Linked DNA regions of Homo sapiens: all the other regions are linked to region 3. Evidence: chromatin loops called from intact Hi-C (ENCODE). Cell type or tissue: dorsolateral prefrontal cortex. All regions are shown on one strand. Region 1 overlaps LOC105374235 (a long non-coding RNA gene). Region 2 holds the start of LOC105374235 (a long non-coding RNA gene). Region 3 overlaps TBL1XR1 (TBL1X/Y related 1). Region 4 overlaps LINC00578 (long intergenic non-protein coding RNA 578). Region 5 has its middle 14 kb from the start of LINC02015.

Region 1 (5,000 bases), 1.3 Mb before region 3:
TGGCTTTCACCTAGGTCCAGAATAGCCTATTTGCTGCACACTTGGTTCCCTTAGGCCCATCCTGCTCTTAGGGACAAATCAGGCACAGTACTCTCTCTACAGAGGTCTTCTCTGAATTCTTCTCAGCACAATGTTCCCGAAATGCTCAATCAGAGCTGACATGCAAGAAGCAAAAATGACCACCTCTGACCTAGTCAGTAATGGCAATAATATCTGAACAGCTATTGAGCCGCTGTGCTAGGCATTTCATGTAGTTTAGTTCAATTAATCTTCACAATAATCCTAACAATGTAGGTACTATTATCATATCTTTCTGGCAAATAAGGAAATTGAGCTCAGCAGAGTTAAATAGCTGGACTACAGTCACACTGCTAGTTAATGGTATAGCTGAGATTGAGCCCACGCAGTTTGAATCTAGAGACAGTACACTGGGAGGTAGTGCTGAGAAAGTTTTTTAGATCCAAGAGTATCAACAGAAATACCTACTAGTTCATATACAGGTGGCGCTGGTGAAAATGCAGTTGGCTTAAAAATCTTGAGTTCCACTTTCAACTCTGACATTCAAAACTGCGTGTTTCTTAAAAATTACAGTGGTAATGAATTACCTCTATCATGAGTTTTAAGAAACTCTTGAGTGATATGAAATAAATCAGATAGTACATAAAAGAGAGTTATTATAGTGAATAATATGTAATGGAAACTCAATACACATGAAGTTGCTCTCTTTTTTTCCTAAAGTCATAGGGGATGAATGGAGGTTTCTTATCTTTCTCTTCCTTCTAACTCTTAGTTTAGTAAACAAACTTTTTCTCCTTCTGGACATTTTTTTGGGAATAGAGTTTTTGCTCCTTGTTGGGATAATGGGAAAGAGGCTACATTGTAGAAGATGGCAATAAGATTTGTCATCTTTGTAGGAAAATCCACAATCACTACGATGGATTTTTTCCTATTTTGTGTAAAAGACTTGATACTTGTAAAATATATATTCTTCTGGAGTGAGTAGAAGCTGATGTTTTTGTCTGCCATTTACATTTTACTGTAAATTGAAACTTCTGTGAGATTATCTTTTGGAGGTCAAGATTAGAATGCATTGTTTATTATTAAGAACTTAGGTGGTATTAATATGAAAGAAAAGGATAGAAAGTATAAATGGAGAGTCAAAATAAACACATCACCCACTTCTGGTCATGCCTGATATGGTCCTGCATCCATAGCTGCCTAATCTGAAGATGCAAATAAATGATTCCAAAATATACATGTATGTATGATAGACAACAACCTCGGTGCATGGATATGAATGGCATGGCATTTTATGGTTGGAGAGACAGAAAGAGGACGCTCAGTCTAGGGTTCTATTTAAGTGAAATATACTTCAAAATTACGCCTCATTTTGAGTCTGACATCATTTTCAAAGGTTAGCTGCCTACTGCCAAGCTTCTGGAACAGCCTTGGGGTATACCTATGGGAAATGACTTAATACTGGTAATCATTCCTTTATCTCATCAAGACCAATTTATAACCCAGTGGTTTAGGAGTTCTTCTAAAGGCTAGTTTCAAACCCAGTAAATATGAAAGTTGTTTATGAAAGAAAAACTTCCTACCATACAAACCATCATTAATCATAAGCCTTGCCCAAGTAGTGAAGAGGTGAAGTCAATGAGGAATACTCAGTGCTGAAGGAAGGGTGGGAAATAGGGCTTAAAATGAGACAACATGAGTTCAGATGCCAGTTTTGCTATTTCACATCAGTGTGAAGCCTATATTATTTAACTCCCCTGAACATTTATTTGTTTAAAAAAAAGGGATATCTATGCTTTTTTTCCTGGATGGTTGAGAAACCTAAATTAGAAGAGTATGTGAACGTGCTTGGTATACTAAGATGACATGTTCTGACCCTGTCAGCTAAATATACTTGGAATTTTCTGCTCTATTCCAGAGGCATCTGGTATAGAAGTACTCTATCAGACACTTCTATAATCTCTTTATGACCTGGTGGCTTTCTAGGAAAGGGGTCTTTATCTGGCAGCTGAATTCAGAAAGCTTGTGACTGGTGCTAGTACCTTAAAGTGATGTTTTCACAGAGCACCATGAAGCTCAAGTTCCATGTCTGGTGTCCCTTTTCCTTGTGATTAGGACCACCACTCATGGTCAGTGAGAAACTTGGTGGTTCTTCTATCACTTATCTTCCTAGTAGGAGAAGCTATATTATGCAATGAAGATGCTGAACTGGAATTCAGGAAATTCAAGTTGCAAATTATAGACAGCCTTCTGGATCTTTAATTGTTTACTAATAAGCTGTGGAATAGGGAGGAATGGTGGCAAAAAAATGTTCTCCTATCTAATTTGTCACTCCCTGACTCTCTTTCTTATTCAATCTTGATGCCTTTTGACCTTCATAACTCCCCACCTTTCTACCTTTCTTGATATGTCTAAAAAAAAATTGGACAATTTTTCTTCTGTGTTTTATTTAAGACCTTGACTTCCTTTAGAGAAAGATCATGATGTAAATGTGAAATAGAATGTTATGCCTTCTCAGCCCATCTTGTTCCAAAAATATTATACTGTGGCTAAGACTATATAGTCTCTTCACATTTTTTCCCGTGATGCCGTATATGAAAATACAATTATTTATTTTAATTATGTATTCAAGTAAAAGAATGCTCCTCTAAATGAGTACTCCCCTAATGAGAATGAATGGAGTTTTAAAAACAAATCTTTTCCATGCCAGTTATCATGCTGTTTTCCTTTGTTGGTGATATTCAACATTTTCTACTCTAGAGGCCAGTATAACGTTAAAAATGAAAATCTTTTTTCTTCCATGATAAGATCTTAAAAACAAAGTCCTTAAAACAAATCTCACATAAAACAGAAAAAAAGAAATCTCTAACCACAGAAAAGTACTTGTAAAATGAAGATAATCCAAAACAGAAAGTCCAGGGAGAATTAAACAATGATTGAGGTTGGTAGATGAATTAGGGGCACAAAATATTTCTTCAAAGTTATCTAATCTGGGGAACAACAATATATAACCAGTAGAATGTTGGAAATAATACAAGAAAAATGCAAAACAAAAGAAAGCCATCATGAAGTATCAGATAGAGTGGGAACAAATATTTATATGCAGATTCTAGAAGTGCTTCTATCATGCTTAAATGACAGTGATAGGAAAATAAAGAAAGGAAATACCTGTCTCTACATTTGGGGTATCTACACTTTATAAAAAATCACTGGTCTATTAAAATCCATATTCAACCCCTACCTTTTCATGCTTAGCTAATTACCTTGCCTCTTTCATCTAGAAAACCAAGGTCATAGCTATAATATCCTCCAAATCTTTCTTACATGTAACTCCACAAGCTAGTTTATATCTGCCATCAAATTCATTGCCTTCCTCTCAGTACCAGAAGAAAGGATGCCTCACTTTTTGTTTAAATCCAAACCCTGACCATGTCTGAGGCCACATCTCCTCTCACTCCTGCCAAGATTTGCTCCATTAGATATTCTGCTTCTTCAACTAATATCTTTCATTTTCCCCCACTCTCACCTCCCCACCCCTGTTCATTCTCCTCAGCCAATCCACCCTCACCTCCCCACCCGTTCATTCTCCTCAGCCAATAAACATGTTTGAACATTTCTTACCCCAAAAAGGGAAAAGAAACAAACAAACAAACAAATACTGTGTTTGCGTCTTGATTAAGCAACTGTTCGATCTCTCTGCTCTGTTCCTCCAAATCTCTGACAAGAACAGTCTATAATTTCTTCTAATTCACTCTTCAGTTTATTTCAGTCTAATGTTTGGCCTTACCACTCCTCTGAACCTTGCCTTGCTGAGTCACCGATAACCTTCTAAATGACCAATCCATGGATATTTTTAAATCCTTGATTTATAGGACTTTTCGTTGCACTTGCCACGGCAATTAAATCATTTATCTTGAACTTCCTAATCCCCTTTCTTTGGTGTCATTTTATTCTCCTTCTGTCTATACACTGGTAGTCTTCTTGGACTACTGTTCATCACCTGACACTTTATTTATGATAACCCACATATTGATCTTATATTTGAAAGTCTTCAGTAGCTCCCCATCACCATCAGATAAAACCAAACTCCTTAGCATGGGACAGCAGGCATTCCATAAACTGGCACCTTGCCTAAAGCAATACTTGAGCATAAAATTATAAATGTTTGTAAAACTAATATATTTTATATATATATAGCAGTAAATAAAAAGAGTTCTAAGATTTTAATGTTTGCAACTAATCTGAGTCTTTATGTTTCCGTGTGCTTATTCAAGTTTGGACCAGGCATCACAGTTTTTTTCTTGGAGAAATTAAGACTCTGAATGTTTGATTGGTATAATGTCATAAAATATAGCTATAGTGAATCAGTCTAGTCTACTCTCTTAATATAAGAAATGCTGTATTTTTGGCAGGGCGTGGTGGCTCACACCTGTAATCCCAGCACTTTGGGAAGCCAAGGCAGGCAGATCACGAGATCAGGGGTTCGAGACCAGCCTGACCAACATAATGAAACCCCATCTCTACTAAAAGTACAAAAATTAGCCGGGCGTGGTGGTGGGTGCCTGTAATCGCAGCTACTCAGGAGGCTGAGGCAGGACAATCGCTTGAACCTGGGAGTGGAGGTTGCAGTGAGCAGAGATCACCCACTGCACTCCAGCTTGGGTGACAGAGCGAGACTCCGTCTCAAAAAAAAAAAAAAAAAAAGCTATATTTTTGTCTATGGGTCTTTTGGGAGGTACTTACCTCCTATAACAACATATGACTAAGTTTTGGGTGTGGAATCTCTTTTTTGTCATTATCATGATAGTCCAAGTATTTTCTTGAAAAATAAAAGACTAACAATGTTGCATTTATTGAGCCTTACATTTGGTTGAGCCTTGAAATGGTTATTTACATTGTTTCTTTTGTGTATTGTTTGTTATCTGTCACAACTACTCAACTCTGCCCTTGTGCAAAAGCAGGTATTGACAATATATAAAAAA
Region 2 (5,000 bases), 1.3 Mb before region 3:
TATTTCCCCTGTAGTTAGAAAATTTCAATTTGATGGGCTTAAGAAAATGTGCCTCTTTCAAAAGAAATTATGACCTTCCTCTGACCTTTATTATTCATTTAACATTTATTGAGCAAGTCTTTCATATCGCTCAGAAAAGAATAAGGAAATGGTGAGGCAGTAGATGGAGTCTATTCTGAATCTCAAAAGCCTTTTGATTTCATCCCTCAAGGGTTTGTGAGGAGACATTGATAGTCCAGCGGTGAAGTACAAAGCACAGGACTTTATCACAGAAGATTAAATCACTGAAAACTATGCTGGGAATCTACTGAGTTCTCTTTTTGAATGAGAAAAATGGTATTTTTAAGGGCAAAGTAGAGAAGGGTAAATTTGCTTGTATTAATTATACAATTAGGACATCAATATTAAATAGTCCAAGTGCACTTAAGATAATAGTGGCGTTCACAGAAATGAAGTGACGAGATTTCAGAAGTTTGGATTACCAGGCCACAAAAGCAATAGCAACCCCCTTTCTTTTCTTTTTTAGCAAAAAGCTTTTGACCATTCATTTCCATTTAAGAGACTCAAACATATGGCATTACCCATTGCTCGGCAGGCATTTTCTTAATTGGAAAACACGTGTGCCTTTCTTTCGGATTCGTCAGGATACTCTGGAGAAAATGTTTTACCATCCGTGGATGTTCACTTCTCTTTCTCTTCATCTGCATCAGAAATTCTGTGTTAACAAACCCAGTTTCATTTGTGAAAGAGCAATTATGATTCTTAGCTTGGTTAAATATTTGTGCCAAAGGTGAGAAAGGGAAAACTTCCTAGAATTCAAAAAGAATGCTTTTCAAGTTTTCACCATATCCATTTCAAAGGAAAATTGTATGAAAAAGGTAATTGAGAGACTCTCATATTTATAAATGGTTCCTTGGAAATAAACAGGTCTTTTCAAAGAGGCGGAAATGGCCTTCCACTCCCTCTCTTGCCATCTAGAAATGGATTCAAAAGGAGATTCTTTATCGCAGCCAAGTGTTTAGGGGTTTAAGGGAGAGACACTACTCAGAAAGGTTTCTGGCTGTCCAACAGCCCTTTTCTTTAGTCTCCCAGCAGACTCTGGGGGAGGATGTGAGTAGGATGATCCAGCTGGGACATCTTGGATGGCAGTAACCTAGTATGTACTTGAACACTTCTCCCTAACCTCATTACCATTGCACTCCAGGAGGATTGCATACTAGGGAGCAGATGCTGTAACTCTTCTCTTCTAATGTGACCACAGGAAAGTTTGCTTTGAAGGGACTTTTTGAAGTACAAAGTATGAAGGTGAAAGATTAAAGGTCTTATAACACAAAGAAGATCTATCACATCTCCTGCCACCCCAGAACTGACAATATTTGCTCAAGTTCAGTGTTTTTGTGATCGATGTGTGGGTCATTTTTATTTCCAGTGGCTGTCAGCCTAAGACTACAGGACTTGCCAGTCCTAGTAATGCAAATTTGCATTGTATCTCCATTTTAAGGGGCCCAAAACACATTGCCGTATTTCTCTGCCTGTTTTCTTATCCTCTCATTAGATAATGCATGTCTATTTGTTGCAACACAATTCTAGGCAATGGTGGATAGAAAGTAATTACAGTAGTCTGAAGAGATTGCTTAAAGAGACTGGCCATAGTGAAACCAGTGTCTAAGGTTTCCATCTGCCTGTCTAGCCATCTCTGAAGGCTTTGGGCAGTGTGACAGAACATAGAATTTGGGGCCAGCCTACCTAGGTTTGAGTCTTAACTCTACCTGCTAGGGACTGTGTGGCTTTAAGCCAATATTTTTATGTCTCTGTGTTTCTGTTTCTTTTTCTGTGGAAACGGTGAAGAATAATAGCTACTTCTTAGAAGAGTTGGGAGGGTTAAATGAGCTCATACATGAACAGCACTTAAAACAGTACCTGACACGTAGTAAGTGGTATGACAGAGTTTGCTATCGGCCGGGCATAGTGGCTCACGCCTGTAATCTCAGCACTTTGGGAGGCCGAGGCAGGCGGGGATCACAAGGTCAAGAGATGGAGACCATCCTGGCAAACATGGGGAAACCCCGTCTCTACTAAAAATACAAAAATTAAACGGGCATGGTGGGGTCGCCTGTAGTCTCAGCTACTCCGGAGGCTGAGGCAGGAGAATCACTTGAACAAGGGAGGCGGAGCTTGCAGTGAGCCGAGATCGCGCCACTGCACTCCAGCCTGGGCAGCAGCGCGAGACTCCATCTCAAAAATAAATAAATAAATAAATAAATAAATAAATAAATAAATAAATAAATAAATAAATAAATAAAAGAGTTTCCAAGAGTTTCCTATCACTATTACTAGTTCAGGTTTTGTTTGTTTTTTACAGCCTGACCTTCAAATGTTTTATGCACTCCTTGAGGTTGTGTGCAAAATTTAGTGTGGCTGCTCAAATATAAAATTTCCTGGCCGAGTATTCATACTGTTTATCGAAGTCATCTATGAATTTTAAAAGTTTGGGAACTACTGTGCCAGGCTCTGCAGGTCTCCTAACACGAATAGATAGCTTCTATCATTAGTAAAACTCAGTGAACCATTATGAGTTTTGATTCCTACAAACACGAATTAGATCTTCAAGTAAAATAGTCCTTAAGAATTTATTTATAACATACATGAAAGCTATAGGTGAGATATGTTCATTTTGTTTTCTACAGCTTTCTTTGAATCATTTTTTAAAAATACACAATTATCAACAGCAGCTACCTAGTGAGATCAATGGGCCAAATTAATCAAAGAGAGCGTACCACACTGAGCATCACAAAGATTTGAGAATTTCCCCCAGCTTTTGAGCTGGCCTGCATTAATGCAGTGACCCACTAGATGTCAATGTTTCCATGAGAATGAATAAAGACATTCTGTTGTTATCCTTGAAACAGGATTAATTGATTGCTATAAAAAGTTAGATGAAATAAAATGTTCTCCTTGCTCTTCAAACTAAGATAAGCTAATAACTTTGGACACAATTTCACTCCTCTGCATTCACCAAATGTCCAATTACATATCCTCCCTGCCTGGACCTTCAGAACAATATAAAACTGAATGAAGGCTATGAAAGAAGTCACAGGAGGATTTTTGCAGAGCTTCCATCCAGTTCAGAAACAAAGCAATTCAATACATGTCTTCAAGATTTCTAAAGGCAATGACTTAGTAAGTAATGTTCTTCCCATATCATCCTCTATGTCCTTTTATTCTGCTTTATTTGATACATTTTTAAAAATGTCTGTGTGAAAACAATGTTTTAGCTATCTTTGTTCAAGTAGGCTTGCTTAATTGGGACAAAGAAGATCCTATTTGAATCATAAGTCAGCCAGGAATACTTTCGTGTTTTCAGATGTTCTGTTTTCACCATTTATCTGAGCACACATTTTAGATTATGTGCCTCAGCCGTCAGATACAGACAATCAGGAGAGCCACAAAGAGCCATCTAAAGAGGGAAGAAAACACAATAGATGGGATATGGGAAAAAATATATAACTAGAACATCTAAATGAGTGAGGAGGATGCTGAAAGCATTAATGCAGGGAAAATACCAGCACACGGGCTCCTTTATCTCCCTGCTCTTGTGGTTTCATTTAGTACATGTCCCTTTTCCTCCTGAGAGCAGAGAGCAAAGCAAATGAGACTTTATAGGATTCCATTGCATGTGCACTGAAACTTCTCCAACGTCAAATATTGCTTTCCTGGGGATATAAAGTCTACTGTGTGTAGTAAAGAACCAAACCTAGGATGTTCATCAAATATATGCTTGAGGTAAAACACAGAGATTGATTAGGGTGGAAATGTTTTTCTAATAAAACAGTAGGAAAAATGTGTTCCAAGAATTCAGTCATCTCTGGTTATTTTCAGCGCTGAAAGCAGATGGCCTCAGAGGCTGAGCTGGACACTGGTTCAGAAATGTAACACAAGGTTAACACTAACATATGCTGTCGTTCATGGGCTACCAGAGTTCCAAGAAATATACGAATTTATCCCAGTAAGACCCTTCTCTGAAATATTTTCTCCGTGCATTTTCTAAAAGTTAATGTAAGCAAGGCTTAAATGGGCTCAGGAAAAGGGGACATTTTATTTCCTTTGGACCCACTGGGAAACTTCCACAGTATCCAGTCTCTTTTCTCTGTCTTTTACAGTTTTCTCTGACATGTTGAAAGTAGAAGTGGTTATTTGTCAATGACAGTTTATTATTTTTATTCAGACAATATTTCAGTTTAATAGTCTAAGCATTTAAAATGTAATTCTTCATTTTAAAAGCAATATAGACAAATTATTAATCTAAATCTAGGATGCTAGACTTAAAAATATCCATCTAATTAATGTTATGGTGAGGTTTAGGGGTAGCAGTTTCTAGTAAGACTAACCATTTCCAAATATTTTCCCTTGCAGCCTGTCACTGATATCTGAAATGAACCAATAAGAGACTCATAAAAGAAATAGCTTTGCCATTAACAGAGAAGTCCATTTATCAAATTACTATCATTAATGTCTTAGTATGAACTCATTTATTTTCCTCTTTCTATGGAAAAGATGACCAAAACAGGGAAGTACATAGGGTTCTTCTTAGAGAAGGTGGTTTTGGTAGATTGCTCAGGATAGCGAAAGTCCTAAGAAACGCTGGATTTCTGGGGCTGTGAGAGAAATAGAAGCATCCAAAAATTAAGATGTATATCTAAAGATTTAGTAATAAAATACCAGGAGAATGTTTTTCTATACTTTTTCCAATTTTGCATTGGGAAGACCCTAAGAACAGGGTATTAGTTCCTGTAAACAATATAGCCAGTCCAGAGAAGTGCCATTTTTTTTCTAGTGCGAAATATAGAATAATAAGGAAGGAGTTATGGATTGAGTTATTGCTATGATAGTACATTGAGTTTAGGAAATTGCCTGACCTCCCGACTACTATGCTAGGGGCACTAGGGAAGATCAGCTGCCTCTCTCCCTCTTTCTCTCAATTGTGCATCCCACGCATAGGA
Region 3 (5,000 bases):
CTTGCTTATTCAGTATTCTGACTTTAGCTTCACAGGGTTAACAAAAGTGCAGGCAGTTCATCCCTAATGTGGTAGTCAGGTTGCACCGGCAAGGTGTTGGCGCCTAGTTGTAAGGACCATTATCTGTAGTTTGTTTGCCTTAATCTGTTTGTGTAAGTAAACACTAATAAAGAATTTTTATTAACACAACAGCATTGTGCTGTGGAATGCTAAGATCATAATTATTGGCCTGAAAATTGTAAATTCTCACGTTATTTGAATATACCCAAATTTAAACCAGTTTGTAATTGAAGCCAACTCTGGATGGTACTGCCTATCTAAGGACTACATGTGAGTAGTTTGTTTGGCTTAGGGGTCAGCATACTGTGGCCCATTAGCCAAATGCTCCTCCCTGTTTTTCTCAATAAAGTTTGATTGGAACATAGCCACATGCATTTACATATTGTCCATGGCTACTTATGGCATAATAGTAGTTGAGACAGAGACCTTATGGCCTGCAGAGCCTAAATTAATATTTACTGTCTACTCTTTTACAGAAAAAGGTTGTAAACCCCGGTCTAGTTTAAAATGTTGTTTTTGTTTTTTGTTTTGTTTTGTTTTGTGTGTGACGGAATCTCGCTCTGTTGCCCAGGCTGGAGTGTGGTGGCACAATCTCAGCTCACTGCAACCTCCGCCTCCTGGGTTCAAGCGATTGTCCTGCCTCTGCCTCCTTAGCAGCTGGGATTATAGGCACCCACCACCATGCCCAGCTAATTTTTGAATTTTTGTAGAGACAGGGTTTCCCCATGTTGGCCAGGCTGGTCTTGACTCCTGACCTCAGGTAATCTGCCCACCTCGGCCTCCCAAAGTGCTGGAATTACAGGCATGAGCCACCACGCCCAGCCTAGTTTAAAATTTTTATCTATAGTGAGGAGCTTTTCCCATTACTTCTATTTCAGAGATTAACATGTTCCCCTTTTGCGAGTATTTTTAAACTGAAGTATCTATGATTTCTGTATCAATGATTATTACTAGAATTAGAAATTACATAATATACTAAAATGGATTTGTTTGTTTCCTCAGCTCTTTGAGTGACCATCCAGTAACGCAAAACTAAATTTTTTCTTAAAATGTGTGTAAATTTGACATGGCGCTTATTCCACAGTGTATCTGTGTTGGGTTTAGTATCTTAAAAATTATTTATAAGTTAAAATACTTTCTCCTGTTCCTGAAATATTACATTACAATGGACAGTTTAGAAAGACAGGCTGTGTTTTTGCAGCTCACAGTACCCTGCAATAACACTGTAGATTGTCACTGGTACATGTTTACCAGTTTAAGTGAACCAGACTTCACATATGCATGTTCCCAGCTAATTTGTACTGTTTGTATTTCTGACTTGTTCTGTGTTTGTGTCTCTTCTTGTGCTTACTTGGAGAACTCTTTATTAGGAACTTCCTAATATCAATAAGTAGAGCTTTGGAAATTTTAATAACTCCCTAATATTCAAGAGCACTATAGCCCCATGAAGTCTGTTTCTGCTTTAATATTTGAATCAAATCACAAGAAACTCTTCAGCTCAAAGTTTTTAGTTTTTTAAAAGATGTATTTACTATAATGGGGCACCAGGCCTCTGATCATTATATGAACTATATTCCATATTGTTTGTTGCTTTGACTAACAGAATTTCAGAATCTAATTAATAAGCCTTTTTATCAGCTCGGCCTACATCTTATTATCTCTTTCATTTCAGCTCTATCTGTACAGCTCTATACTGTAATAATAGTATGAATTAAATGAAAAGGAAAATGTAAGCAGTCATTTCCAGTTGCTGCTTGTAGTTTCTTTATTCCCTCCGGACTTCTTATATGAATTCAGAAAGTTCCTAAAAATGTTTTTTTAGGAACGAAGATTTTCATTTCATTTCTGATTTTGTATAAATACAAATAACTTTAAATATTGCCTTTGATTTTTCTTCTCTCACAATTTTCCAAATCCAGGATGGTACCTTGTTTGATGGTCGACCAATAGAGTCTCTGTCCCTGATAGATGCCGTAATGCCTGATGTAGTACAAACAAGACAACAAGCTTATAGAGATAAGCTTGCACAGCAACAGGCAGCAGCTGCTGCAGCTGCCGCAGCTGCAGCCAGCCAACAAGGATCTGCAAAAAATGGAGAAAACACAGCAAATGGGGAGGAGAATGGAGCACATACTATAGCAAGTGAGCTCAGACAAGAATTTTTTTTTAATTACATGGTTTATTTATTTATTTTTTTAAACTTTTAATTCGGGGTACATGTGCAGGTTTGTTATATAGATGAACTCATATCACAGGGGTTTGTTGTACAGACTATTTCATCACCCAGGTACTAAGCCTAGTGCCCAATAGTTATTTTTTCTGATCCTCCTCTTCCTCCCACCCTCCACCCCCCAGGAAGGTCCCAGGAGACAAGAATTTTTAAAAATTTTTTCTCAGAAGAAATGCCCCATCTTCTATGCTGAAATAATTTCATCTGTTAACTTGCACCAACTTGTTTCCCTAACTTGTATCACACAGTTCAATTCAGATTTTTATTCCTAAAGCTCCAAAAAGCTAGATTTACTTTTATTTTCTTTTTAAAATATCTAGAAACCCTTTTCCCATTGTTAAATGAATTTTTACATCTACATTTGATTTCTAAATAAAATTTGTAATACTAGTTATCAACAAATAACCATAGAGCTCTGACATCGAGATAAAAGGCAACTCATGTTATATGAATGATATCAGCAACCCCTACTGGCAGAAACTCAGAATAGTACTGATAGACATTATATTTAATTCAAACCATTTTATCGTTTTATCCATGTTTAGGTCTAATCATTTAAAGTCTCCCATCCCACTCCCACCCCCACCCCTCTAAAAAAAAAGTATGTGGTCAATACTTAATTAAAGATAAGAATTTATTTTCTGTGTGACTAAGACTGTGTAGTCATGTTCAGCTTAACTGGATATAATTGAAAAATGTTACACTGTGTGCGATAAAGGAAGGTATTTGCTAGTTAAGAAATCACCCATCCACCATGTTGTAATACTGCCTAACTGGAAATGCTTACTTGTGTTTCACGATGCAGATAATCATACTGATATGATGGAAGTGGATGGGGATGTTGAAATCCCTCCTAATAAAGCTGTTGTGTTGCGGGGCCATGAATCTGAAGTTTTTATCTGTGCCTGGAACCCTGTTAGTGATCTCCTAGCATCAGGGTATGTTTCTCAAAGTGATACTAAAATGACTTAAAAATATCTTATTGAACATTTTATAAACATATGCATTATTCAGGTTTTCTGTTGTTGCTTAGTTGTGGCCATTTTGTCTCTGTAAATTTTTTATTCCTTCATGAAGTAATTGTAGAATTTTTAATTAAACTTACTATTTCGAGAATGCTTGGGGGTCCCAACGTGTAGAATGGGAAAAATACTGGAAATGAAAATTCGTGATAGTCGTTTTTATTTGCCTTATTAATATTCAGATGTAAATATGTTGCCTTGTTCTGATACGTGAGAATGTCATGAGGATCTAAAATATATTGCATACTTTTATAGGTCTGGAGACTCAACAGCAAGAATATGGAATCTTAGTGAGAACAGCACCAGTGGCTCTACACAGTTAGTACTTAGACATTGTATACGAGAAGGAGGGCAAGATGTTCCAAGCAACAAGGATGTCACATCTCTAGATTGGAATGTGAGTATCACTATATCCATGATGGATATAATTACTAGTATACCTAACCCTCAGAGCCTCATACTCACGGCAGGGTTTGTCTATTTGTTCAGAATTTGGGGTTTTATTAACTAGTAACAACAAACCGGGAGTCGTCCCCTGCCAGCCCTCTCCCCCACTGTGGGACACAGACTTGCCTTAGTCAGACCAAGGTTCAACATCCAGCTCTTCAGTGTATCCCACAGCATATCCTTGGTTAAATTGTTACTTTTTACTCTGTACTTCATTTTCTTTAAATGTCAAGTAGAAGTGTGAAAATGGTACCTAAATATTTGAGATAATAGGTGAAAATTCTTACCATAATAACAAACAACATACTAAATCTATAACAACCGAGTCCTTAGGGGATAAAAGAATTCTGTGTAGCAAAAAACATGTTCTTGTTTTTCTCTGTATTCTGTGAACTGGTAGAACTTTATTACCAATTTCCTTTTAGGGATCATTAGTCTAGACAACGTCTGAATTTTATTCCCACTGTAGGAATCTTGTAATTCTCTGATTCTGTGTATGATTCAACATCTTTCAGGACAACTTGACTACTGTGACTTACAAAAAACTTTGACTTCGTTGTTGATAAATTCTCACCATTATAGTTTTAAATACATCTCTTACCTCGCTCCGCTACCCCCTGCCCCTCCCCCAAAACTCTTAGATTATTTCAGCATTGCAAAGAATATCAAGATAGTTGTTCTTTGCTCAGCAAATGAATGTTCTTTTCTCTTCTGTTTAACAACCCTTTGTGGACTTTCTAAAGGATCTTCCAATTCTTTTCCCCGGGAATGAGATCTATCTTTAAAATGATTATCCCCACTAAAGTTCTCAGTTTCTGTGAAATGTTTTTTCAGAAATCATAGCTAGGTATTTTTAGCATTTTCTTCCAAAATTGCCAGCAGCATATTTACTCTTCCCCTCCATATGACAATTCTAAAAATTCCAAAGGGGTTTAGCACATTGTAGTATTATTTACTTGTAAGATCAAGACAGAATTATTTTCTTAATATGGGCCCTTATTATATTTTAGTTCAGATATCTTACAGCTTTCTTACGCTACCTGGTCCACTGGCCATGTTAATGAAATTTATAGTTTACACTGAAAAGGATGGTTAATGAATATTGGTTTGTTGAGCTTGGTAGTTCTGAACTGCATTTTATAGTTTTGAAAAGTGTGGGCTTTTAAAAAATGTGTTATTCACGGTGAACTTGGAAAACATTATCCTCGATTAATGATTCTTTTCCATGGCTAAAGCAAGAG
Region 4 (5,000 bases), 410 kb before region 3:
CTGCAGTGAGTTATGATTGTACCGCTGCACTCTAGCCTGGGCAACAGAGTGAGGCCCTCCCTGTCTCAAAAAAGTAAGAAGAAATAAAATAAAATCCCAGCCCCTGATCTTGCTAGAAGATGGGCTGCTGCTCCCAGAATCTAGTTCTCCCCGCAGAGATGGATTCCCAACCCTGCTAGATGGAAGCGTGCTGCCCTGGAATACTATGGGTAATAAGGGGCCAGACACCTGCTACGGCACCTGGCAATGATCTCTCTGGCCATTTGCCCTGACATAGCCAACAAAATGTGCCAACAATTTATTGTGTATTTGGTGAGGAGTAAAATTGGGTTTGTTTGGTTGGTTGTTCCCCTCTCTTCTTTGGTGAGAGAAGTGCCAGGTACACTAAGGAACTGGTAGCCAACAAAAGTGTGAAAGCTGGTGTAGGGGCAATACCACCCAAACAGCTACTGCCACCTTAAGAGCTGGGAACCGCATTCACCATCTCCACTTCACACTCAATTTATTCATGCTAGCATTCACTGTCATTCACAACCACCAGCACAGCACATCACAACAGAGCAGAGCTGGACTAGACTCTCCCCAAGAAACTCAGGAGCTCTCTGAGTGTATAACAGGGAAGGAGTTGCAGAAGGCCAATTGGACTTCTAGACTTTGTACTCCTACTGACAAATAGAGGAGCTGATCTTTTACGCTCTCAATCACTCTGGCAGTTAATTTGCACCTCAGACTATGAAGTTGGACTCTGAATGTCACATATTGAATCCCCAGGCAATATGATATTGTGGAGGGAATGAAGGTAGCAAAATAATAATAATAACAGTTATTTATTCAGCACCTACTATGTTCCAGGTCCTGTACTTAGCATTACTAAATGTTTTTTATTTTATCCCAAAATAGCACTTGGATATTTCTCTTCCATTCTGTGAATGGAGAAATTGAAGCTCAAAGAAGTTAAGTTACTAGCTCAAAGTAAAAACAGCAGTGAGTGACCGGGTGCAGTGGCTCACGTCTGTAATCCCACCACTTTGGGAGGCCAAGGTGGGCAGATCACGAGGTCAGGAGATCAAGACCATCCTGGCCAACTTGGTGAAACCCCGTATCTACTAAAAATACAAAAAAAATTAGCTGGGCATGGTGGCGCACACCTGTAGTCCCAGCTACTTGTGAGGCTGAGGCAGGAGAATTACTTGAACCCTGGTTGTGGAGGTTGCAGTGAGCTGAGATGGCGCCACTGCACTCCAGCCTGGGCGACACAGACAGACTCTGTCGCAAAAATAAATAAATAAATAAATAAATAAATAAATAAATAAATAAATAAATAAAACACAGCAGTGAGTTAAAACGCACACCTCTCTGAATCCAAAATTCTTGAGTCTCCCTAAAATTGTGACTGCTAGTATTAAAATAGTCACACTCAACTTACTAGAATATGAGTTTGGGGGAGTTTTGCCACAAAATTCAAATAACTAAATACCAGGGGCAAAGCCTGAACTTTATCACTTTCCAATTGACTTTTCACATGAGAGATTGTTGTACATCATTTCCATGCATTGGATTTACATGAATCTGTGAACCAAACTGCCTCCTTAAGCGTCTTTTTCAGGATGATAATTTAATCGATGTAATCTTTATCTTTTTCCTTGTTGAAATCCAAATGATAGTGCACATCTAAATATGAACAGCAGACGTTAAGGAAGGGAACCAGGAAGAGCAACAGCAAAGTCAACCAGAGATCTAAAAATGGGAAAAACTGGTCTTCACAAACATGTAAAATATGTAATTAGAAATGCACTAAAACTTCTACTCTGAGATAGAGAAAATATCTCCGCCGATGTTAATTTGGTTGATGACTCATATTGAAATAACATCTGTTTACAACTCAGTGTTCTTGTCCATGCTGTATTCTTTGCATCTTTCTTTAATTCAAGTCATTCTTAACACATCCTTCAACACATAAGGTATCACTTCCCAGGTTTCTAGGGTGGACTACTTCCATGTTTCTGTCACCACCATGACTGATGAGGTTTCTCGCCCTTCCTCTAACTGTGAGTTCCTTGAGGGCAGGGTCTTTGCTGTATCTTTCTTTCCCAGCATGCAACTAATACATAATGAAAAGCTGGATTACCCACATTGAATTTTTTTCATCTTTATAAATTAGTACTCAGACAAATGAAATTTAAAATTGGAACTCAAGATCATGAATGGTTCATATTAATGTTTTAATCTACAGAAGGCTGTGCAGTTGCAGGTAGCGATACCCAGCTACAAAACACCAGAAGGGCCTAACTCAAAACTGTGGAAATTACAGCCACTTACATGGAACCAACTACATCTTAAATTCCTGCCCAACAGAAAGTTGATTCTGTTACCTTTCTGTATGTCATGAAACAAAAATTTTTAAGTCCCAGAAATTTCTCAAATTATGTCAGTGGCTTAGTGTCATTCAGCACATGTGGAGCACACTCCCTCCTTAGTTATAAATGGTCCTAAATAATTCCAACCTCACCATTTTCTAAATGGTCTTCCTCTTTCCAGATTCTCCTGAAATGTGTTTTTAAGATCTGGGGCTTTCTCCTAGAGCTGTGTGACCTTAAGTAACCATTTAGCATCACTGACTCTCAGCTCTCTCTGTTTGAACATCTATAAACTCTGCTTTCATGTGAGAACACACAGAACTCAAGCGCATGCCAAGACAGAGGTTGGCAGGACTTGTGCTGGGCTGATCCAGGCAGTAGCAATCCGGGTTTGGAGATTCCAAATATGAGTCCTGTAGACCAGAGAATATTTCATTCTTGAATAACAAGTTAAGTCCTTACGGGGTGGTTGAAAATCTTATACATCAAATGTGAGCCAATCGTACAAGATCCAATTTCCTATGAAGAAAAATTGGTAGAGTGGTAAATATAAGGAAGATCAGATCCTATTCTAAATCTTACTTGAGTTGTGGAGAGCACTAACAACTGTGGGTAAACGTAGAAAGCAGAAGGGAGACCACGCACAAGGAAATTACTCCCAGAACCTTGGGGAGCAAGGAAATGTGCCAGGATCCTTTCCGAAGTCTTGTTTTGCTGAGTCAATATTAGCTACATCTGAGAATGTCCTAGAAGAGTTTTTTTCCCATTAGTTCCATTTATTTCCCCAACGTTACAGAAGAATGTCAAAACACAGGCAATTATTCCAAGGTCTGAAAGTCTCAAGTAACAGATCTTACTGCCACATCCATTCTCCTGAAACATGAATTTCATAATGCCATTCCCTTTTCCAGGACTTACGGTGTCTCCCTCCTACTCTCACATCAATCAATCAATCAGTTCATACTACTCAGCATCCTGTTCAGTGCATAGCCCTCTGCTACACACAGGAAAAACCAAGTCATTCATGTTTTTTACTCATTTAAAAAATGTTTATTGAGCACCTACTAAGTGACAGAAGCCATGCTGGGCACTGGAGGGAGAATAGATGGACAAGGCATGGCCCCTGCCCTAGAGAAACTCAAACTTTCCTGGGGTTGGCAAATGGGTAAACAACAATTACAACACACTGTGATAAGCTGACACTAAAAATATGTTCACAGAATCCTGCAAAGCCCTAGAGAAGGCATAGCAGAGAAGAAAACACATCAGCTGGGCTCTGAGGGATGAGCAGGCATTCACCAGAGGACAAAGCAGGAAAAGGGTACCTGAGAGGGAGGGAATAGTGATGTGCTGTGTTGACCTAAGTCAAACACGGGAAATAATGAGAGAATCGGGCTATTATTACACATCATTCGGTGATTAATTATGTGATAGGTGTTACATATAAGTTTTAGGATAGTAGAAATCAAGAAGTCAGAACCTGGGATAATAAGAGAAAACCTCAGTCTTTTTCCAAGTTATTTCACTGCTCTCCCCAGGTAGAATGGTGAGGGGCAAAACACACAGATCTGAGAGCGAGATCTGAGTCAGAATCATAGCGCCACTCAAAAGTAGGTCAAGTAGGTTGTAACGAAATTAATAATGCAGGAATTTGCACAGCCTCCCCCAACTCACTCATTGAAACAGCTTCTTCCTAGTCTTCTTTCCCCTTAAATCCAAGGAAAGTCTATCTCTTTGAGACCAGTGACTTCGGGCTTTGGAATGCAGAGTCATGATGGGGCCGGGAGATGAAAATAGAGGCCCACGAGCTAGGGCTGGGGCTGATGAGATGCTTGGAGCTCAAGCCAGTACAGGGCAAGAAAAGTGGGGGAGATCACAAAAAGTTGAGGATTCCTCTTTGAGGCATTCTGGAAACCCAAAGAAAAATTCAATTATTCTCAAACTCTTTTTTGGCTATAGATGAATGTGGTTTTGTTGTAGTTTACTTTGTTCTGTTTTGATTTTTAACCAAAACACTATCTGTGACTGTTATGATTGTACCACTGCACTCTAGCCTGGGCAACAGAGTGAGGCCCTCCCTGTCTCAAAAAAGTAAGAAGAAATAAAATAAAATCCCAGCCCCTGATCTTGCTAGAAGATGGGCTGCTGCTCCCAGAATCTAGTTCTCCCCACAGAGATGGATTCCCAACCCTGCTAGATGGAAGCGTGCTGCCCTGGAATACCATGGGTAATAAGGGGCCAGACACCTGCTACGGCACCTGGCAATGATCTCTCTGGCCATTTGCCCTGACATAGCCAACAAAATGTGCCAACAATTTATTGTGTATTTGGTGAGGAGGAAAATTGGGTTTGTTTTCACTGCAGCCTTGACCTCCTGGGTTTAAGAAATTCTCCCACCTCATCCTCCCAAGTAGCTGGGACTGTAGGTGCATACCACCATGCCTAGCTAATAGTGACTTTATAAGCACGCATCCCATTAGCAGAGTAATGACGGACGTTAATTCATCCTCTCCACTTTGCTTATCTGAAAAATGGGAACCTACGTATCAGAGAGGTTTCATGGAGATGAAAAGAAATAATTAATGTAGACTCCTAGTAATCAAGGAGGATACTTTCTTTTCCACTGCTACTCATGCCCTTTCA
Region 5 (5,000 bases), 750 kb before region 3:
TTGGTGAACTTTGCACAATAATCTGAATTGGCGAGTAGTGGTACTCAGCTGTGACTGTAAACACCACAGAAGAGAAAGATTCATGGTATACAGAACTTCAAGGTCATCTGCGTCTACTTTGCGTGAAAGGGGAGTTGGTTGGGGTAAGAAGCCACACGTTTATGAGGAGAAACTAGTGGTTTGACTGGACCGTCAGAGCCCTTGAAGAAGAAAGACTGAATGGCTGGTGACAAGGAAGTCTGATCTCCCCATTAGATAAACTTTACTACTGATATGAAAGTCTGCATAGGGATTCCAGGGAAATTCTTTTTTTTTTTTTTTTTTTTTTAGACGGAGTTTTGCTCTTGTTGCCCAGGCTGGAGTGCAGTGGCGTGATCTCAACTCCCTACAACCTCCACCTCCCAGGTTCAAGCGATTCTCCTGCCTCAGTCTCCAAAGTAACTGGGATTACAGGTGCCTGCCACCACACTCGGCTATTTTTTGTATTTTTAGTACAGAGAGGATTTCACCATCTTGGCCAGGCTGGTCTTGAACTTCTGACCTCGTGATCCACCTGCCTGGGCCTCCCAAAGTGCTGGGATTACAGGCATGAGCCACCGCCCCGCTCCTGGCCTCCACGGAAATTCTAACATTTCATCTATGCCTCCCAATACAAAGATGTTCCCTGAAATATCAGGCCTATTGTCCTAGGCAACCACAGAAACCTTTCCCAATACCACCACCTCTTTTTTTTGTCATTTGACTCATGGGACTACAACCAGAAAGTCAAAAGGGGATCTTCCATGTCCGCGGGGTCTTAATTCAGACTTCTGGCGGCAACATTCTTCTGTCGCGTACAAAAACCACTGAAATAAAGGATCCTAGAGTCATAGAGGTGAGAAAAAAAAAAAAAAAGCCTTGGAAGTGGATGATTAGGTGTAGTCAGCAGACACATCACGCATTCTCCATTCATTGTTCCCAGATCTAGCCTTTCTAGCCAAGGGAGGAACCTAGGCAGTTCAGTCATAGGAATAATAGAAAATGACTAAGACTTGGTCAGTGGAAAACGCAACCAAGATCCCCGCTTCTACATCTCTCTTTCCTGCACCCTGCATTCCCATGCCACGGCATTTTAAAGCAGCCCTCTGTTACAACAGCCCCCTGCTCCCTGCTCTGCTCATATTCCCTCTGCTGAAATGTTCTTCCCCCAGATATCCATGTGGCTCATTTCTTCATTTCCTTGAGTCTTTGCTCAAATGTCACATTCCCAGGAAAGTCTGCCTTTACCACCTTACTTAAAAATTGCAAATCCCCTGGCCCCTGAACCCCCCCTCCACCAACTTAACACCCCGGGTCCGTTTTCCTCTGCTTCACTAGGTGTCACTAGCCCTTATCACATTGTAGCATACTACAGAATTCACTTATTTATGTATTTATGTTTATTTTCCATCTCCTTCCACTAGAAAGTAATCCCCATCTTCTTTTTTCACTCATGTATTCCTGGTCCCCATAACTGCAGCTGGGACTCAATCAATGCTCGCTAAATATTTGTTGAACTATTCCGCTGAATAAGTAAATAAATTCCACAGACTGAAAGCTATGAAGGTGCAGGGACTAATGTGTATTCATTTTTGTATTCCTTGCAATCAGTGTTGTACTTGGCACATGCTAGGCTCTCAAAAAATGCTTGTTGAATAAACGAATGGATGGAAAATTTAATCCCAAATTGAAATAGCTGAATGTATTTTTTCTACTGAAGTGGAGATTCCTGCACAGTATAGGTGGTAAATCAGAGGAAGGAGGAATGATACAGTAATAGTAACAGTAGCAATAACAACAACAACAACACTAATAATAGCCAGTTAGTGGTAATGTCTTATCTGTCAAGCCTGGGGTTTGATACATATTAGCCCCAGGCCCCACATTCACCCTGCAAGGAAGGTATTAATATTATTAACTTCATCTTATAGATGAAGGCATTAGGGATCAGAAGGTTTTAACAACTATTTAGGGTCAAATAGATGGTAAAGGCAGCTGGGATTTAAAACTGGAACTACTCCCGTTAAAGACAAAGCGCCATTTTGCATAATACACATTTTGCTCTTCAAATCTGGAAACCAAACAGTGTTTTTCTTCCCGTGACACATGTGCTGATGTGGCAGAAATAACAATTCTGGCAGCATTTACCACCCAGCATATTAAGGCATTTGGAAAAGAAGGTAGCCTCATGTGAAAGAGTTGCTGTCCTCAAAAACTGAACAACATAAACATAAATTGAGAACTAAGGGGAGTAGACCTCCCTGCGGTGGTTCAAGAAAAGTTTCCAAGAGGTAACAAATATGGAGGAAGTATTCAAATGTATATTAGAGATGAGGAAGAGAAAAGGCAGTATATCAGTAGAAACAGAAAAAAGTGGACTGAGCCTAGTAGAGAAAAAGAATAATTTATTAAGCTGATGTGCACTGTATATAAAATCATTCCTTCATACATTCAGCCATCCAACACCTACTGTGAAATTCCTATGTTCAAGGCACCTTTTTGGGTACTGAACATAAAGGAAAACAGTCATGAGGAAAATCCCTTCCCTCATGGAGCTTACATTAAAGGGGGGGAGGCAAAGACAGAAAAATAAAACGTAGGTATAATATAAAGTATATCACATGGGACTAATGCTAAATAGAAAAAGCAGAAAAAGGAGGTCAGGAATATTGGGGGTTGTAATTTAAATAGTGTGCCATGTTAATATCATTTGATGCTATCAAAGAAATTGATGCATTTGGGCAAAATTGTCAGACTTTTGTAAAACAATTCAACCTTGAGCTCTGTTTGGCTGCTCAAGATTTTCTCGTCCTTAAATCAAAGCTGGCAGTTCAAGGAGGTGATGTACTGTGCCTCTGTACTTGAAACCTCTTCACTGATTGCTCTCAGATGAGAATAATAGCAGAACGCCAGCCAATTTCTAGGCTGGTGAGAATCTTGGGGAAAGAGAGTTTTAAAAATATTGTGCCCCACGGAGTCACCACAGTTGGTGAAGAATAACAGTGGCTCGTTAGGCCAGCCAACATTCTAGCCTGACCACTAAGTGTCATTGTGGTCCCAGCACACAGACCTGGGTCAGGAAGAGAAAAGAAGAGGCATAAAATGCAGATCATGAGCAATGAGCTTCATCATATTTGATAGGTCATTTCTAGAGAATTACACCATTAAGGAACGTGGGAGTGCAGAGTAGCAGATGTACAGAACTTCAGAAAAACAGCTTGTGTAGTGCTTTAAAATTAGTTAGGAGCTTAATAAAAATTGACATCTATATGGACACTATCTCATGGTTGAAAAGCCAGCTGAAAGGTTGAATAGACTGTAAACGAATGAAAATAAATGGATAGCAAGTCATACTGGGAGGAGTTCAGGTTGGCATTTGAAGAGCTCTTATTTAGCATGAGAGCTTGGTGACTAAGCTATTACATTGGGATAAATAGATTGGGAATGAAATGTGCAAATGAACTAAGCTGGCAGGAATCATTGGAAAGGTAGGAAACCCTATACCAGGGAATTGTTTATATTCAGATTTAGAAAAGGGCTGCTTCTGAACATCTGTTTTCAGAATATATAGCAGCGTCATGTGGGCTGGAAAGTCAGGAACAGGCTGCACTCATGAATGGAAGAAAGGCAGCTGGCACAGGAGAAGAATTGAAAGGCACTAAGCTAGGTGGGCTTGGCAAACTGATGATAAAGCATGAAACAATCTATAAACACTTAAAAGATGTGAACACCAAGGAGAGTGCAAAATTACTTATCCTGATATCCTAGGGTAGACTAATGGGAGGAAAGTTTAAAAAGGATAATTAGAGTCAAATAATTTCTTTAAAAAATTGTGAGCCTCGCCATTTAGACTAAGAAATGACTCAGGTATGCATCATATTATTATTTCAAGACCCACTGCTCAAATGTCATGATATTTTGGTGGGGTTTTATATGTTTGTTGTTGTTGTTTGTTTTTGTTTTTGTTTGAGATGGAGTTTTGCTCTTTTTGCCCAGGCTGGAGTGCAATGGTGCAGTCTCAGCTCACTGCAACCTCCGCCTCCCGGGTTCCAGTGATTCTCCTGGCTCAGCGTCTCGAGTAGCTGCTTTTACAGGCGCATGCCACCATGCCTGGCTAATTTTTGTATTTTTAGTAGAGACAGGGTTTTGCCATGTTGGCCAGGCTGGTCTTGAACTCCTGACCTCAGGTGATCCACCCACCTCGGCCTCCCAAAGTGCTTTGTTGTCTTTTCGACTTCTTCTCTCCCACATTCCCCAGGGCAGAATTAATCACTCTTTGGATTATCTCCTCAGTGCATTTAAAAAATGCTTTTATTATAGCACTGACCACTCTGCACTTTAGTTATATCTGATTCTATTACAAGAGAGTGAGTTTCTCCTTTTTTTTTTTCCTTTTTCAATGTTTATTTTAGAATCAAGGGGTGCATATGTAGGTTTATGGTTTAGGGTAGGACTGACCCCATCACCCAAGTAGTGAGCATAATACCCGATAGGTAGTTTTTCAGCCTGTGTCCCCCTCCCTCTCTCCACCCTCTAATAGTCCCCAATGTCTATAGTTTCCATCTTTATATCCATGAGTACCCTATGCTTACCTCCCACGTATAAGTGAGAACATGCCATATTTGGTTTTCTGTTTTTGTGTTAGTTCACTTAGCCTCCAGCTGCATCCATGTTGCTGCAAAGGACATGATTTCCTTCTTTTTTATGGCTGTGTAGTGTTTCATGGTATATATGTACCACTTTTTTTTTTTATCCAATTCACTGTTCTTGGGCACTTGGGTCGATTCCATGTTTTTGCTATTGTGAATAGTCCTGTGATGGACATAAGGTGTGTGTGTCATTGTAGTGGAACAATTTCTTTTCCTTTGGGAATATACCCAGTAATGGGATTGTTGGCTCGAATGGTAGTTCAACTTGTATTTCTTTGAGAAATCTCCAAACTGCTGTCTACCGTGGTTGGGCTAATTTATACTCCCACTGAC

What was found. A loop is a pair of places that touch in the nucleus more often than their neighbours do. Peaks named below come from ENCODE experiments on the same cell type or tissue, not always from the same donor. Only the 100,000 strongest peaks of a DNase experiment are listed, where the experiment ranks them.
Region 1: a loop joins it to region 3, with 3 times the contacts of the local background. A loop is called at or near these places in 47 of 110 quality-filtered maps.
Region 2: a loop joins it to region 3, with 4 times the contacts of the local background. A loop is called at or near these places in 52 of 110 quality-filtered maps.
Region 4: it touches region 3 in a loop (2.9-fold over the local background); 12 of 110 quality-filtered maps call a loop at or near these places.
Region 5: a loop joins it to region 3, with 3 times the contacts of the local background. A loop is called at or near these places in 4 of 110 quality-filtered maps.

Annotation. Positions count from the first base shown.
Region 1 is chr3:178,323,382-178,328,381 of GRCh38, reverse strand. The region is part of intron 2 of LOC105374235 (a long non-coding RNA gene); the gene reads left to right. Among named protein-coding and RNA genes, the nearest start is that of LINC01014, 93 kb to the left of the region's middle. In dorsolateral prefrontal cortex, a CTCF peak has its summit at 2,769; no DNase peak of the experiment used is centred here.
Region 2 is chr3:178,383,387-178,388,386 of GRCh38, reverse strand. LOC105374235 (a long non-coding RNA gene) reads left to right here and starts at 3,094. Exons shown (of 11, transcript NR_188692.1): 1 at 3,094-3,180. In dorsolateral prefrontal cortex, CTCF peaks have their summits at 2,646, 2,845 (motif pointing right) and 3,864; a DNase peak (open chromatin) is centred at 2,833; H3K27ac peaks cover 1,921 bases.
Region 3 is chr3:177,048,706-177,053,705 of GRCh38, reverse strand. It overlaps TBL1XR1 (TBL1X/Y related 1), which reads left to right. Exons shown (of 16, transcript NM_024665.7): 5 at 1,980-2,202; 6 at 3,096-3,228; 7 at 3,568-3,709. Among named protein-coding and RNA genes, the nearest start is that of TBL1XR1-AS1, 14 kb to the right of the region's middle. In dorsolateral prefrontal cortex, CTCF peaks have their summits at 1,492 and 2,764 (motif pointing left); a DNase peak (open chromatin) is centred at 2,098; H3K4me3 peaks cover 1,260 bases; H3K27ac peaks cover 5,000 bases.
Region 4 is chr3:177,463,121-177,468,120 of GRCh38, reverse strand. The region is part of intron 1 of LINC00578 (long intergenic non-protein coding RNA 578); the gene reads right to left. Among named protein-coding and RNA genes, the nearest start is that of LINC00578, 24 kb to the right of the region's middle. In dorsolateral prefrontal cortex, no CTCF peak of the experiment used is centred here; no DNase peak of the experiment used is centred here; H3K27ac peaks cover 258 bases.
Region 5 is chr3:177,800,828-177,805,827 of GRCh38, reverse strand. No RefSeq gene overlaps it. Among named protein-coding and RNA genes, the nearest start is that of LINC02015, 14 kb to the left of the region's middle. In dorsolateral prefrontal cortex, a CTCF peak has its summit at 3,009; no DNase peak of the experiment used is centred here; H3K27ac peaks cover 1,427 bases.